Linked DNA regions of Homo sapiens: region 2 is linked to region 1. Evidence: chromatin contacts called from ENCODE Hi-C or POLR2A ChIA-PET data. All regions are on one chromosome and are shown on one strand. Each heading gives the region's core, a stretch centred on a gene start or an enhancer-like site at or near the end of the contact. The rest is flanking DNA. Distances are from core to core; before and after follow the strand shown. Region 1 has its middle 55 kb from the start of CHAER1. Region 2 overlaps LOC105377668 (a long non-coding RNA gene).

Evidence for each region. A loop is a pair of places that touch in the nucleus more often than their neighbours do. ChIA-PET counts read pairs that join two places held with the same protein, here RNA polymerase II (POLR2A). Pooled maps may share reads with other maps.
Region 2: a map of B cell shows a loop between it and region 1 (7-fold over the local background). The contact joins two enhancer-like sites. A Hi-C loop is called at or near these places in 12 of 168 maps with a recorded cell type or tissue (B cell, CD4-positive, alpha-beta T cell, CD4-positive, alpha-beta memory T cell and 7 more), 27 of 37 single-sample maps with no recorded cell type and 20 of 50 pooled maps. POLR2A ChIA-PET finds 5 or more read pairs at or near these places in 15 of 52 experiments (AG04450, CD4-positive, alpha-beta T cell, CD4-positive, alpha-beta memory T cell and 11 more).

What each region holds. Positions count from the first base shown.
Region 1 is chr4:56,756,366-56,763,320 of GRCh38, forward strand. It overlaps the pseudogene LOC285453. Among named protein-coding and RNA genes, the nearest start is that of CHAER1, 55 kb to the left of the region's middle. RefSeq lists enhancers at 1,427-1,496, 1,827-1,886, 2,017-2,186, 3,158-3,999. Within about 2 kb of position 1,251, at least 26 of the 41 ENCODE cell types and tissues checked have a DNase peak (open chromatin) inside an H3K27ac peak, as active enhancers do; they include B cell, CD4-positive, alpha-beta T cell, CD8-positive, alpha-beta T cell and 1 more, where a contact is called at or near this core.
Region 2 is chr4:56,796,420-56,803,374 of GRCh38, forward strand. LOC105377668 (a long non-coding RNA gene) reads left to right here. Exons shown (of 3, transcript XR_941082.2): 2 at 3,083-3,164; 3 at 3,706-4,498. Among named protein-coding and RNA genes, the nearest start is that of SPINK2, 22 kb to the right of the region's middle. Within about 2 kb of position 3,877, at least 32 of the 41 ENCODE cell types and tissues checked have a DNase peak (open chromatin) inside an H3K27ac peak, as active enhancers do; they include B cell, CD4-positive, alpha-beta T cell, CD8-positive, alpha-beta T cell and 1 more, where a contact is called at or near this core.

The sequences.
Region 1 (6,955 bases), core at 1-2,500:
ACTTCTCCTCTGTATGTCTTCTGTAGTATGTCTGTGTCTTGTCTGTATGTCTATCTTTTTTTTTTTTTTTTTGAGACAGAGTTTCGCTCTTGTTGCCCAGGCTGGAGTGCAATGGCACCATCTCAGCTCACCGCAATCTCTGCCCACTGGGTTAAAGCGATTCTTCTGCTTCAGCCTCCAGAGTAGCTGGGATTACAGGCACCCCGCTACCACGCCCAGCTAATTTTGTATTTTTAGTAGAGACGGTGTTTTTCCATGTTGGTCAGGCTGGTCTTGAATTCCCGACCTCAGGTGATCTGCCCACCTCAGCCTCCCAAAGTACTGGGATTACAGGCGTGAGCCACCACGTCCAACCCCTCCGTGTGTCTATCTTATAACGATACATGTGATTGCATTTGGGGTCCACCTGGATAATGCCGAATAAGCACCTCCTGTCAAGATCCTTAATTTCATCACATCGGCAAAGACCTTTTCTCCCCAGCAAGGGAACATTCACAGATTTAGGGGTTTGATGTGGATATCTTTTGGGGGGTCACTTTTTGGCCTACTGTACCACTCCTATATCCTAACAACAGAGTGAAACCTATAAAAAGGGGGCCATGATGCTGTCTCCCTACTTTGCCCTGCACTTTAGCAGCACAGGGTAGCAGTGCCAGACACTGGCAGCAGAGTCCAGGACATAACATTGAAATTGAACTGACTTAATCATAAGGATGCAAGATAAACTCCTGTGAGCATTCAGAAATATCTAAGATGAGAAGCAGAGAGGGCTAGAATCCTGCATTATTAGCAAGAGGGGACAAGGAATACCCTTCGACCTTACTATTTGACAGCTTTGTACATGAAAAAACTAATACACAAAGCCCGTGGTTGGCTTGAAGGAGGTAAGGAAGAGACTCTCTGTATCCTCTGGTTGTGACTGTTCAACCCATCCCAAGGGATGTAACTCCCAGTGCAGTGTGCTCTGACTCACAGGGAACAGCCAGCTTAGTGCCTGTCAAGGCCTTCCCTCCCAAACCCCAGGCAGCTGGATTCTGCAGGCTGGTTCTGGATCTGGGTGGTACTTTCCAGGCCCAGCCTGACACCAGTTTTAAAGGCCACCCCGGGTATCTATGGGCTCTGGGAGACGTAGGATGGAAATGACCCAAGGCCTGGGATATACACCAGGCCACAGCCAGAATGCAGGCAGTTCAGGCAGCATGTGTAGTAAATACACACTAAGATGTAATCCAGCAGGCCCCCCTGTACCACGCCCCACAGGTGGCACCAGCGTATAAAACAACCTGACAGCTACGGGCTGGAGAAGAGACACAGGCTGGCCTGGACAGGGTGTAGACATTGTTAAACACTTAGTTGAGTATCTGTGGGCAAGTCTTGAGATCGCTAAGTAGAATCTGAGCTTTGTTTCTTTGGTTTTTGGTCTTTTTTTTTTTTAAAGAAAGTACAAATACAAATTATGTGATTCCCTTTTCTCCTCTTAGACTGCCTTGCTCATCTGCTGCTTGGTCGAAGCCATTTGCTCCTCCCCCACACGCTTTGCTCATCAAGCAACCAGAGCGTTCCTGCCACCTGAGTCATTCTGTCCTGTGCTGCTCTGTCACCCTGTGAGTGTGAAGCCCCTGCTCCGGCCCTCCAGGAGGAAGGAGGCAGAGTGAAGCCAGGCATCTCTGGAGCCATGCGTTTGGCTTCAAAGTAGGAGGGACTGGGACTCTTAGGATGGAAAGTCTAGGGTAGGAGGGCAGGAGCTTGACTTTCAGCAATAAGGTAGGGAGGGAGGTGGTTTTACTGCAGAGGACTGGGTTTTACTTGCTATGAGCCTGTTTAGCTCTTTAAGAGCTGAACCTAAGTGTTTTTTTTTAAATATAGTTATTTATTTTGGGCTCCAGCTTCCTGCAGTTGCGGTTTCTGTCAGACTAGTTTGTTAAAAAAAGCACTTAGAACACATACCAGAGGACAGGAAGAAAGCAAAATACTGGCACTTTTGAAAAGTGTTGTTTTTACATGACTTGAATTTTAGTTCCTACTCAGGGTTAAAGGAAGTTCTCTTCCGAATAAAGAGTGCCTGTTGGGTGAGAGAGGATTTGCAACTGGAGTTGGAGATTCTGTGTCATTGGAGACATTTGTTCGTATGCATGGGCTTTAAAACACCAAGAAAAAATATACAGGAGAGTCCTTCCTTTTGTTATATACTAGCTGTGTTCCTGAAAACGTATATGAAAACATTAAAAAACTGATCCCTATTCAGAACGCAACAGGTGAGCTCACTAAAGGGCTCTTACCAGAAAGTCTTATAAATTGAGGCACTTGAAGGGCTGGGACTAGGGTGAGGTAAGGAAGGGGATGCCTAGACTCTCGGTAATTAGGATAAATGGTATTTTAATGCAGTATTTTAGCAAATCAAAATTAATGCAAAAGAACTGATCATGAACAATAACCAAAATATTAAGTAAAGATAGGATTCACCCCTTCCCCATTCTTTTTGGGGGTTTCAAATATTTGCAATTGCTTTATTTTTTGTTTTGAGACAGGGTCTCACTCTGTCACCCAGGCTGGAGTGCAGTGGCACGATCATAGCACACTGCAGCCTTGACTTGCTGGGCTGAAGCAATTCTCCCATCTCAGCATTCTAAGTAGCTGGGACTACAAGCAGATGCCACCACTCCCGGCTAATTTTGTTTGTATTTTGTACTGACAAGGTCTCGCTATGTTGCCCAGTCTGGTCTTGAACTCCTGAGCTCAAGCGATCCTCCCGCCTCAGCTTCCTATAGTGCTAGTGTCAGAGTCATTTGAACCAGAACAACTCCATTTTGAATAGAGACTGGGTAAAATAAGGCTGCGACCTACTGGGCTGCATTCCCAGAAGGTTAGGCACTCAAGTCACAGGATGACATAGGAGATCGGCACAAGATACAGGTCACAAAGACCTTGCTGATAAAGCAGGTTGTGGTAAAGAAGCCAGCAAAAACCCACCAAATCCACGATGGCAATGAAAGTGACCTCTGGTCATCCTCACTGCTCATTATATTGCTAATTATAATGCATTAGTATGCTAAAAGACACTGCCACCAGCGCACTGACAGTTTACAAATGCCATGGCAATGTCAGCAAGTACCCTATATGGTCTAAAAAGGGGAGGAACCCTCAGTTACGGAAATTGCCCACCCACTTCCCAGAAAGCTCATGAATAATCTACCCCTTGTTTAGCATATCATCAAGAAGTAACAATAAGTGTAAGCAGCTGAGCAGCCCATGGCGCTGCTCTGCCTATGAAGTAGCCATTCTTTATTCCTTTACTTTCCTTTCTTTTTTTTTTTTTTTTTTTGAGACAGAGTCTCGCTCTGTTGCCCAGGTTGGAGTGCAGTGCCACGATCTCGGCTCACTGCAAGCTCTGCCTCCTGGGTTCACGTCATTCTCCTGGCTCAGCCTCCTGAGTAGCTGGGACTACAGGTGCCCGCCACCACACCCAGCTAATTTTTTGTATTTTTTAGTAGAAATGGGGTTTCATCTTGTTAGCCAGGACGGTCTCAATCTCCTGACCTTGTGATCCGCCCGCCTCGGCCTCCGAAAGTGCTGGGATTACAGGCTTGAGCTACCACGCCTGGCCTGTTCCTTTGCTTTCTTAACAAACTTGCTTTCACATTACTCTGGATTCGCCTTGAATTCTTTCTTGCAAGAGATCCAAGAACCTTCTCTTGGGGTCTGGATCAGGACCCCTTTCCAGTAACACTAGGATTACAGGCATGAACCACCACACCTGGCCTAGAATTGTTTTCATCAAACCAGAATGTAGGACCACTATGTAAAGAGGCAGTGGGGGATCCATGAGGTCCAGGAGTGGAAAGGAAAATGGGAGTTTAAATCTGCTGTGACCATATGTGGGAGCCTGGACTGACATTCTCAAGGAGTACTGCTGACACATTTACTTTCTTCTTTTGTTTCTTTATGCCTGGTGGGAAGGAAGTCCTCCTCCCGGTAGAACTGCCTTTGCAAAAATTATAACAGTGAGACAATTATGGCAGTGAAGGACAGCTGATCTGGCCAACCTCCATCTTACCTTTGGACTTCAGGCTGCCCTTAATTAATCCTAGGCTTAGGCCAAGCTAACTTTGGGAGACATCTAGTTTCTTTTTTTTTTTTTTTCTTTGCAAGAGTCTGCTTTTAATTTTTATTTTATCAAAGAGAATCACTTAAGTCAGTATTCATTTGAGTAATCTGGCTTAAATTAGGGAACAGTCAACACTGGATTGCCATTTTAAGTTTCCAGATTAATACAAAATTAGTGTCAATAGTATAGGTTAAGCTGAAAACTTTTATAGTCAGAAGTACGGTGAGACTCAGTTTTACCTATTAAATCAGTTTTATCTATAAATCTGATTTTGCTGTAAAATCACGCTAATATTACACGCTTCAAAAAACATGCTTTTCCTTTGAGAAACTTTCTACATCTCAGCCGAAATGCCTTAATTTCATAAAATAAATGTTACAATACAAAAATCTTTTGTAAAAATATCAACTATATATGAATTAAAATCAATCTCTTCTTTTGTTAAAAGTTACCTGTAATTAAGAATGTCAGAACAACTGAGCCCCCATTCTAAAGTTTCTGTGGTGAAGTCATCTGTATTTCCTAGGTCAGTAAACCCAACAACATAATCTTGTGTTTTCCCATCTTTTACCAGTGCTAGTATGGGAATGACTTTGATATGCAGTCTCTCACAAAGGAAAGGTGCTTTTTCCACATTCAGCTTCAAAAATTTGGTCTCGAGGTGTTTCTCGGACAATATCGCCAGAAATCTGTCTAGTATTTTACACCTGAATGTGGAGTCTCTGTAGAAATGGCAAACCACTTTTTTACTCTCCTTGACTTCTTGAAAAAAGTCTCTTTCACTAGGGATTTCTCTGTATTCCCCATGTCCTTTGGAAAGCCATTCTTGTTTCTGCTGTTGAGCTTTCCTTAGTGCCTCGAGTCTCTTTTCTTTAATGTGTTCCAATTCATCCTCATCCATCTGATCCAGTTTTTGAATTTCAGAATCCAAATGTTCTTCCACCAGTTTGGTAGTCTGAAGCAGCTGATTCTCCAGGACTTTGGAAAACATGTCAACAGATGCATCAGCTTCCATTCTTCTGAATGGTACAGAGTTCAGCCTGGGTGCTGAGCTCTCGGTGATGCCTGAGAAGTGAAAGAGCAGCAGTTTCAAAAAACAGGTCCACTCCGGCTTTAACCTTGCAGTAGCTGCCAGCGGCTAGGGAGACATCTAGTTTCTAGTTTAATTGATAGCAACCCTTCCCAAAAATTCAACCGCCTTTGTAAAGCTAATGAGAGACCACAAGACTAGGATGATAGAGAAGCCTGAATTCTGCTAAGGTGTAGACATAAATGATTGCCAGCCATTATTCTGGGGATCACAAGATATCCAACTTCCCCAATTACTCCTCCAGATACCATCACTATTGTATAACCTATGATTGGCCTTTGGAGATATCTTTTCAGGTTTTTTGCATGTCACAACCGATGGCTCCACCTGGACTTGGTCACGGTTCCTGTGGCCCCAGCCAGAAGGGGCTCAGTGAGGATGAAGACCATTTGCCACACCCCTATGATTGCGCCCCCAACCAATCAGCAGCAAGCACGATTGCCTAGCTACCCCTTCCCCTAAACTATCTTTGAGAAACCCTAGCCTTTGAATTTCCAGAGAGATCGATTTGAGTAATAACTCTGTCTCCCAAGTGACATGATCAGCCTCGTGTCTATTAAACTCTTTCTTTATTGCAATGCCGTCATCTCAGTGAATTGGTTTTTGTCTGCGCAGGGGGCAGGAAGAACCCACTGGGTGGTTACACCTGGGCAGGTGCTGCTTCCCTGAAGGACCAACTACGCCATGATGAGGAAAAGGGTAGTGTGTGGGTACTTTTCGTTCTGTCCCACCAGATCCACTTTGCTCCCTGCTCTGTGCTTTGGTGAGCTGATCTTCTTGAACTCTATCAGCAAAGATCCCTGGGGTCCTGTGTTGGAATTGGGTTAGGAAAATGGGAGGTAACAGCAGGAGATCAGAGGTTGGGAGAAGAGAGAGGTCACAGTATTGAGTCCCTGGCTCCTTTCCAGCTGGGCTTCAGGTCGGCTGTTTACCTAACTGGTCAGTTTCTTTTCTCAGCTCTTCTCTCTGAGCTTTGTAACCACCCTCAATCTCTTTTGACCTAAAGGTGATATTCTAGCACTGGCATGCCTCAGCATCCCTTATAGGTTTCCCTCAACCCTTTTGTAAATAACCTTTTAGTAATCTCTCCTCCACTGCCCTCTGTAGGTGTAGGATCTGTCTCTTGCGGAAGACTCTAACACAAGTCGTGAGTGCCTATCACCAAGCAAAGGCAGGGCGCAGTCCAGGCATCAGGCCCCTTGGCTCTCACAGTTACCTTTCCACTCGGAGAATAACGCAACCCTGCCCCGCTTTTCTGGCTTTAGATCCTGTGCACAGTTAAGGGCACCTGTGAATGAGCTGCAGGAAGTTTAAAGAATGGATAATTCCCATTAGTGTCATCTCTACCTCTTTGGATTTAAAATATTTATTCAAGAATGAGAAGCTTGATCTCATTCCTGAGAACATCCAATCACATGCCACTGAGAGGGGAAAGCCCCTAGTCAGCAGAAATAAATACAACTTAGTAATTGTATCACCACTAAGCTTTATGACGTGTTCCAAAACATTGAAAAGAGCAGGGATTTCCGGCCCCAGACAAGATGCTCTGTGCCTCTGCAACTGAGATGACAGGTGAAGCCAAGAAACCAAGAGGCTTTGCTGTGCACCTTTAAGTTCGTGTCTCATACCATATGGCTCCCCAGAGTCCACGACACCTCTAATGACCACCTTTTTCTGGTTGAGGAAGCTATATGATCAGCTTTTTGTACTGCTACATTAAAAAAAAAAAAAAAAAGTGGAGCCAGAAGTTCGATGTGGCA
Region 2 (6,955 bases), core at 2,627-5,126, 43 kb after region 1:
CTTTCAAGGTGCTTCCTGTAACATGCCAGCTGTAGCTCCCACTCTCTTAAGTGGGCTTCTTTCTTTCTGTGTGATTTTTGCTCTGCTTTTATATCAGAGAGGTCATGTACACTGACTTTGGGACAAGAGGAGAACAAATTCTAGTAGTTCATCCAAAGTACCTGGAAAGTCTACCGCAATGTGCAGGAGATATTGACTTCATTGTTATTTTCTGGGTGACACTATCCAACTCCCCTTGGCAATAGCTCCTCAACACTTCCCCATTTAACAATTCATGCCCACTATGTGTGGGCTTCACTTATCCTAGGGTTAGAAGACTATCTGTGTGCAAGCCTTGATGAATGAGCTATTTGAAGACAGCTAGTTACTTAGAAAGGCCTGAAAATGTTTCACTATTTTAAAGTAAATATTCCTAAAGTATTCTTTTGTAGTTCTGCCACCCTTGTTTGTTATTTCTGCCATTAAAATAGAGTGGCCAGGCGCAGTGGCCCATGTCTGTAATCCCAGCACTTTGGGAGGCTGAGGCAGGCAGATCGCAAGGTCAGAAGATCAAGACCATCCTGGCTAACACGGTGAAACCCTGTCTCCACTAAAAACACAAAAAATTAGCCAGGTGTGGTGGCGGGCACCTGTAATCCTAGCTACTTGGGAGGCTGAGGCAGGAGAATCATTTGAACCCGGGAGGTGGAGGTTGCAGTGAGCCGAGATTGTACCACTGCACTCCAGCCTGGGCAACAGAGCAAGACTCTGTCTCCAAAAAAAAAAAAAAAAAAATATATATATATATATATAGAGAGAGAGAGAGAGAGTGTGTGTGTTAGGCAAAAAGCCTAGGATGCAATTGTGATGTAGAACAAGATTGACCTTAATATTTATCCTCCTTATGCCCTTATCATCCAGTTTGCTGGTTTCTGGAACCCTGATCATGAAGATAATATATTATCAACTCATCCAGATTATGCTGCTAAGGTAGGGAGGGATACCATATAGACTTCTACTCATATGCCAACATTGACTAGCCTGCATAGGCTGCCAGCAGCACTGTGTTGAGGATTCCCTTTTTTTTTTTTTTGAGATAGAGTCTCACCCTGTCACCCAGGCTGGAGTTGTAGTTCACTGCAACCTCCACCTCCTGGGTTCAAGCGATTCTGCTGCCTCAGCCTCCTGAGTAGCTGGGATTACAGGTGCCAGCCACTATGGCCAGCTAATTTTTGTATTTTTTTTTTAGTAGAGATTGGGTTTTACCATGATGGTCAGGCTGGTCTCGAACTCCTGACCTCATGTGATCCACCTGCCTCAGTCTCCCAAAGTGCTGGGATTATAGGCATGAGCCACTGTGCTCGGCCTTTTTTTTTTTTTTTTGAGATGGAGTTTTGCTCTTGTCGCCCAGGCTAGAGTGCAATGGCACGATCTCGGCTCACTGCAACCTCCACTTCCCAGGTTCAAGTGATTCTCCTGCCTCAGTCTCCCGAGTAGCTGGGATTACAGGCACCCACCACCATGCACAGCTAATTTTTGTATTTTTAGTAAAGGCAGAGTTTCACCATGTTGACTGGGCTGGTCTCAAACTCCTGATCTCTGGTGATCCACCTGCCTCGGCTTCCCAAAGTGCTGAGATTACAGGCATGAGCCACCATGCCCGGCCACCTTGAGGATTCTAAGGCTAATTCCAGACTCTGTGAGAAAGCATGCGATGATAGATTAGTAACACCTGCTGTCAACTGGCAGCATGCCTGGGAACTTGCCTAGAATTTGCCATCCCTGTGTTAAAAACTTAATATATTAGCTTTCTATAGGACATTTGCATGTTAAAAGAAGAATGTGAAGAAGACAACCATTTATTAAAAGACTGATGAAATATGGAGGCTCAGACATTGGTAGGTCAGTGGGATATATTAAATACATTTTGCAGGAGCCATAGAGATAGTTGAGGAAGGTGGAAGCAACATCTGTTCCACAAGAAAGAATCAGCTTGAAAGTGTGCAGAGAGAAATTGCTTATCCTAGCCTTACTAACTACCATTTTATAGACCTAATATTAACTCAAAATTCTGGTTAAATGTATAAAATATGTCCAAGGTACTGTGATTTATTTTGTGATTTATTTAGTTTCTATTTAAAAAACAATTTTCCAGGCTTCGCATTGTGCCCTGGCTAAATTGTTTATTTTATTCTCCTTTGTCTGATGTGAGCCAAGATGCCTGGGAAGGCGGGCTTATAGAAGGCATGGAAGGTACTGTGTGTGATTTTCCTACTGGACTGAGCACATCTTTGGTGCTCAACAAATAATAAACCACCTAAGTGCTGCCACGTACTTGGGAACCAGCTTTTTTCCCCAACAGAGTCTAAATGAGAAGCTCCTGGCTCAGCAGCACTGAGAACTAAATCCTTTCAGCACCTTAGTTGTTTATGTAATCCCAGCACTTTGGGAGGCCGAGGCGGGGAGATCACTTGAGGTCAGCAGTTCAAGACCAGCCTGGCCAACATGGTGAAACCCTGTCTCTACTAGAAATTCAAAAATTAGCTGGGTGTGGTGGCGCATTCCTGTGATCCCAGCTACTCAGGAGGCTGAGGCAGGAGAATCGCTTGAACCCCAGAGGCAGAGGTTGCAGTGAGCTGAGATTGCGCCACTGCACTCCAGCCTGGGTGACAGAGTGAGACTCCGTCTCAAAAAAAAGAAAAGGAAGAAAACAGTAACAGTAGCCACCAAATCCACTGCAAAGAAAGGAAACAAAGGTACTGTTGATTACAAGTCCCAAATATATTTACAAGCATTTATTTAGTGTGTAAAACCACACTACCCTAAAAACTCTGTAGCAAATGCTCCTTTTGAAAGATTTTTCTGCATGAGTAAGACTTGTTGCAACTTTTGAAAATATATGGTTTAGAAAGACAACTTTCCCTAATAAATCACCTGTGGCAAACAAAGGAATTCTTCACTCTTCCAAAGACCTCCAAACCACATTGAAAATGAAGGTCATCTGTCTCACACGTATTCATTGCCGATTTGATGTGCACAGATGCCTGTGAAAGTCTTTGAATAGAAAACGCTTCTACAGTGTCGCCTTGCTCTTCCTTTTCAGAAAGAAATTCGCTGCCAAACTCCGTATTTGAGATCCTGGACCTTCCACGCTGCCCACATCAGGAGCTTTAGCCAGCAGCCTGGTCAGTGTTCTCAGGCCAATGCGATGTCATTAGGGCTTGGTCCAGTAATCCAGTGGTTTCTAGTATTAGCTTTAGTCACTTAGGGTGTACTTATTTCCAATATAGTGAAGGTCTTTAACGTGGGAGTCGAAAGCCCAAACCATTTCAAATCATGGGTGGAAAACACGCATGAAAATGGTTTATAAAGTATAAACAACTTTGTAAACAGTATAGCCAAGCAAAGATAGAATGTTATATGCATTGCCTGAAGTAATGCATAAAGGCAGAAGTTTTAGCCAGAATGAAAGATTGTGAACTGGGGGAGGGACAGGGGGCGGCAGTGTTGAGGCAGAAAAGCTGGAGAAGAAGAGTGGGAACTTCCTCCTCAACTTGCTGCCCATAGAGAAGCACGCCCCTCTTCCTGATGGCTGTGGGAACTAGGTCAACCTGGACCGCTAAGTTTGAACCCTATCGTGGCAGCTTTTCAAATCCCTTTCCTGGACTCCTACTCCAGAAGGCAAAATGGTTTCGGTTTGTCTTTATTTCCCATCTTTTCACCCAGGTCCTCAACTACATGCTAATCCCCGCCGGACCATCGTTCAGTTTTATTCACAGAAACGGTGCCTTCAAGAAATCAAAGCATAAGAGCCTTCGGAAGCAGCATGTAAGTGCAACGTAACTTTCCCGAGTTTGGTGACGATGAATCGATGAATCGTAGACTGCAGGCTGAGCCGCCTGAGCTGGGAGCAGCAGCAGTTCTCAGGGAGCCACTGCCCCCTGGTGTCTCCACACTGGCCAGGAAGCATTTTTGGTCATGATCTGTAAGAGATTATTGCTGGGCTCTTTCTGACTCGTGCCTTCATCTCATGGCTTTTAAAATCAGACCTTTCTTCCTCCTCTCCCCCACTCTGATTTTTAATAAGACCCATTTTATTATAATTAGCAAAATAGTGTATACTCCTTGAAGAAAATTTGAGTATGATTATTTAATTTCATTAATGTTTTAATGTATTTCCTCCCCCAATTTTTTTTCTTTCTACGTATAAGGAAATCTAATTTTACTTGGGGACAGAAGAAAAGCCACAAAAACTATGAAACCTAATTTTATCATAAATGTCACATAAACACGATCCCCTGCACAGTAAGAAAACCAGTTTTTGAATCTGCTAGAATACTAAGAAACAGAGTTGATGTTTCTCTCTTAAACAATATAAAACATAAAGGATAGCACTTTAGATCATAGGCCCTCATAAAATGTGCCTGTAGTTTCAATACTATGGATTAAGAATACTGGAGCGGGTTTTGGCCGGGCTCGGTGGCTCACGCCTGTAATCCCAGCACTTTGGGAGGCCAAGGCGGGCAGATCACGAGGTCAGGAGTTCGAGACCAGTCTGGCCAATATGGTGAAACTCCGTCTCTACTAAAATACAAAAAGTAGGCGGGCATGGTGGTGCGCGCCTGTAATCCCAGCTACTCAGGGGGCTGAGGCAGGAGAATCACTTGAGCCAGGAAGGCAGAGATTGCAGTGAGCCGAGATTGCGCCACTGCACTCTAGCCTGGGCAACAGAGTGAGACTCCAAAAAAAAAAAAAAAAAAAAGAAGACTGTAGTGGGCCAGTGGGCCAGGCATGGTGGCTCACACCTATAATCCTAGCACTTTGGGAGGCTGAGGCGGGCAGATCACTTGAAGTCAGGAGTTCAAGACCAGCCTGGCCAACATAGTGAAACCTTGTCTCTACTAAAAATAGAAAAATTAGCCAGAAATCGCTTGAACCTGGGAGGCAGAGGTTGCAGTGAGCCAAGATTGTGCCACTGCATTACAGCCTGGGCGACAGAATGAGACTCCGTCTCGAAAAAAAAAATACTGCAGTGAATGCAACTATAGACACTCATTAAATTAAATATTATCTCATTTTCAACACAGAAAAATAAAACTCCCTGCTTTAAAGAGAGAATGTGTCAATTATGTAATTTGGCAGTCTAAATGGTCCCGTTATTGGCAACTGCTTTCACATGTGATTGATCATATTGCTAAATATTGTGTAGGTATGTTGCTTCCTCTCACCATGGAGAATATAGAAACAGAGGCTTAGATCTGGGTATTATAGAAGGAGGTGAGAACGAGGTCTTTGCTTCCCCAAGTTCCTTTTCTTCTGTATTTTATTCATTGTGTGTGTCAGTTAAATGCTTATACAATACAATATAAACATAGTTGTATGATGTCAGAGAGTAACTGTGGATGAGAACTGGAATGGGGTAGAAGGAAGCTTAATGGTTTCAATATTTTGTCTGATGCTTTATTTTCTTTGAAGACCCTGCGACTAAGAGAGGACATTTCAGTATGAGCCGGAATTTGATCTCAACTAGGAGTTTAGAGAGGGACAGGTGAAAGAAGCCCTGGAACATGGGTTCTCAATTTTTTTTATGCTGAGATCACTTTAATTCTATGGGAAGAAAACTCCATGGCTGGATGTGGTGGCTCACTTCTGTAACCCCAGCATTTCAGGAAGCCAAGGTGGAAACCTCATTTGAGCCCAGGAGTTTGAGACCAGCCTGGGCAACATAGTGAGACTCCCATGTCTATTATTTAAAAATAAAAATAAAAAAGGCCAGGTGCAGTGGCTCACGCCTGTAATCCCAACAATCTGGGAGGCCGAGGCAGGCAGATCACTTGAGGTCAGGAGTTCGAGACCAGCCTGGCCAACGTGGTGAAACCCCATCTCTACTAAAAATACAAAAATTAGCTGGGCGTGGTGGCGCGTGCCTGTAGTCCCAGCTACTCAGGAGGCTAAGGCAGGAGAATCCCTTGAACCTGGGAGATGGAGGTTGCAGTTAGCCAAGATTGCACCATCGCACTCCAGCCCGGGCAACAAGAACAAAACTCCGTCTCAAAATAAATAAATAATAAAGACAAATAAAACAAAATGCTTTTTTTGTTGTTTTTATTTTTTTAATTATACTTTAAGTTCTGGGTTACATGTGCAGAACGTGCAGTTTTGTTACATAGGCATACACGTGCCATGGTGGTTTGCTGCACCCAACAACCTGTCACCTACATTAGGTATTCCTCCTAATGCTATCCCTCCCCTAGCCCCCCACCCCCTGACAGGCCCCAGTGTGTGATGTTTCCCTCCCTGTGTCCATGTGTTCTCCTTGTTCAACTTCCACTTATGAGTAAGAACATGTGGTGTTTGGTTTTCTGTTCTTGTGATAGTTTGCTGAGAATGATGGTTTCCAGCTTCATCCATGTCCCTGCAAAGGACATGAACTCATCCTTTTTTATGGCTGCATAGTATTCCATGGTGTATATGTGCCACATTTTCTTTATCCATTCTGTCATTGATGGACATTTGGGTTCCAAGTCTTCGCTATTGTGAATAGTGCCACAATAAACATACATGTGCATGTGTCTTTATAGTAGAATGATTTATCATCCTTTGGATATACCCAGTAATGGGACTGCTGGGTCAAATTGTATTTCTAGTTTTAGATCCTTGAGGAATCCCCACACTGTCTTCCACAATGGCTGAACTTTCTTCACATCCACAAAGTGCTTTCTTAAAAACAAATAGTGTTGGCCAGGTGCGGCATGTCACGCCTGTAATCCCAGCACTTTGGGAGGATGAGATGGGAGGATCGCTTGAGCCCAGGAGTTCAAGACCAGCCTGGGCAATATAGCAAGACCCTGTCTCTACGAAAAAAAAGTTAAAAAGTGTTAGCTGGGCATGGTGGTGCATGCGTGTAGTTCAAGCTACTTGGAAAGCTGAGGCAGGAGGACTGCTTGAGCCTGGGAAGTCAAGGCTGCAGTGAGCT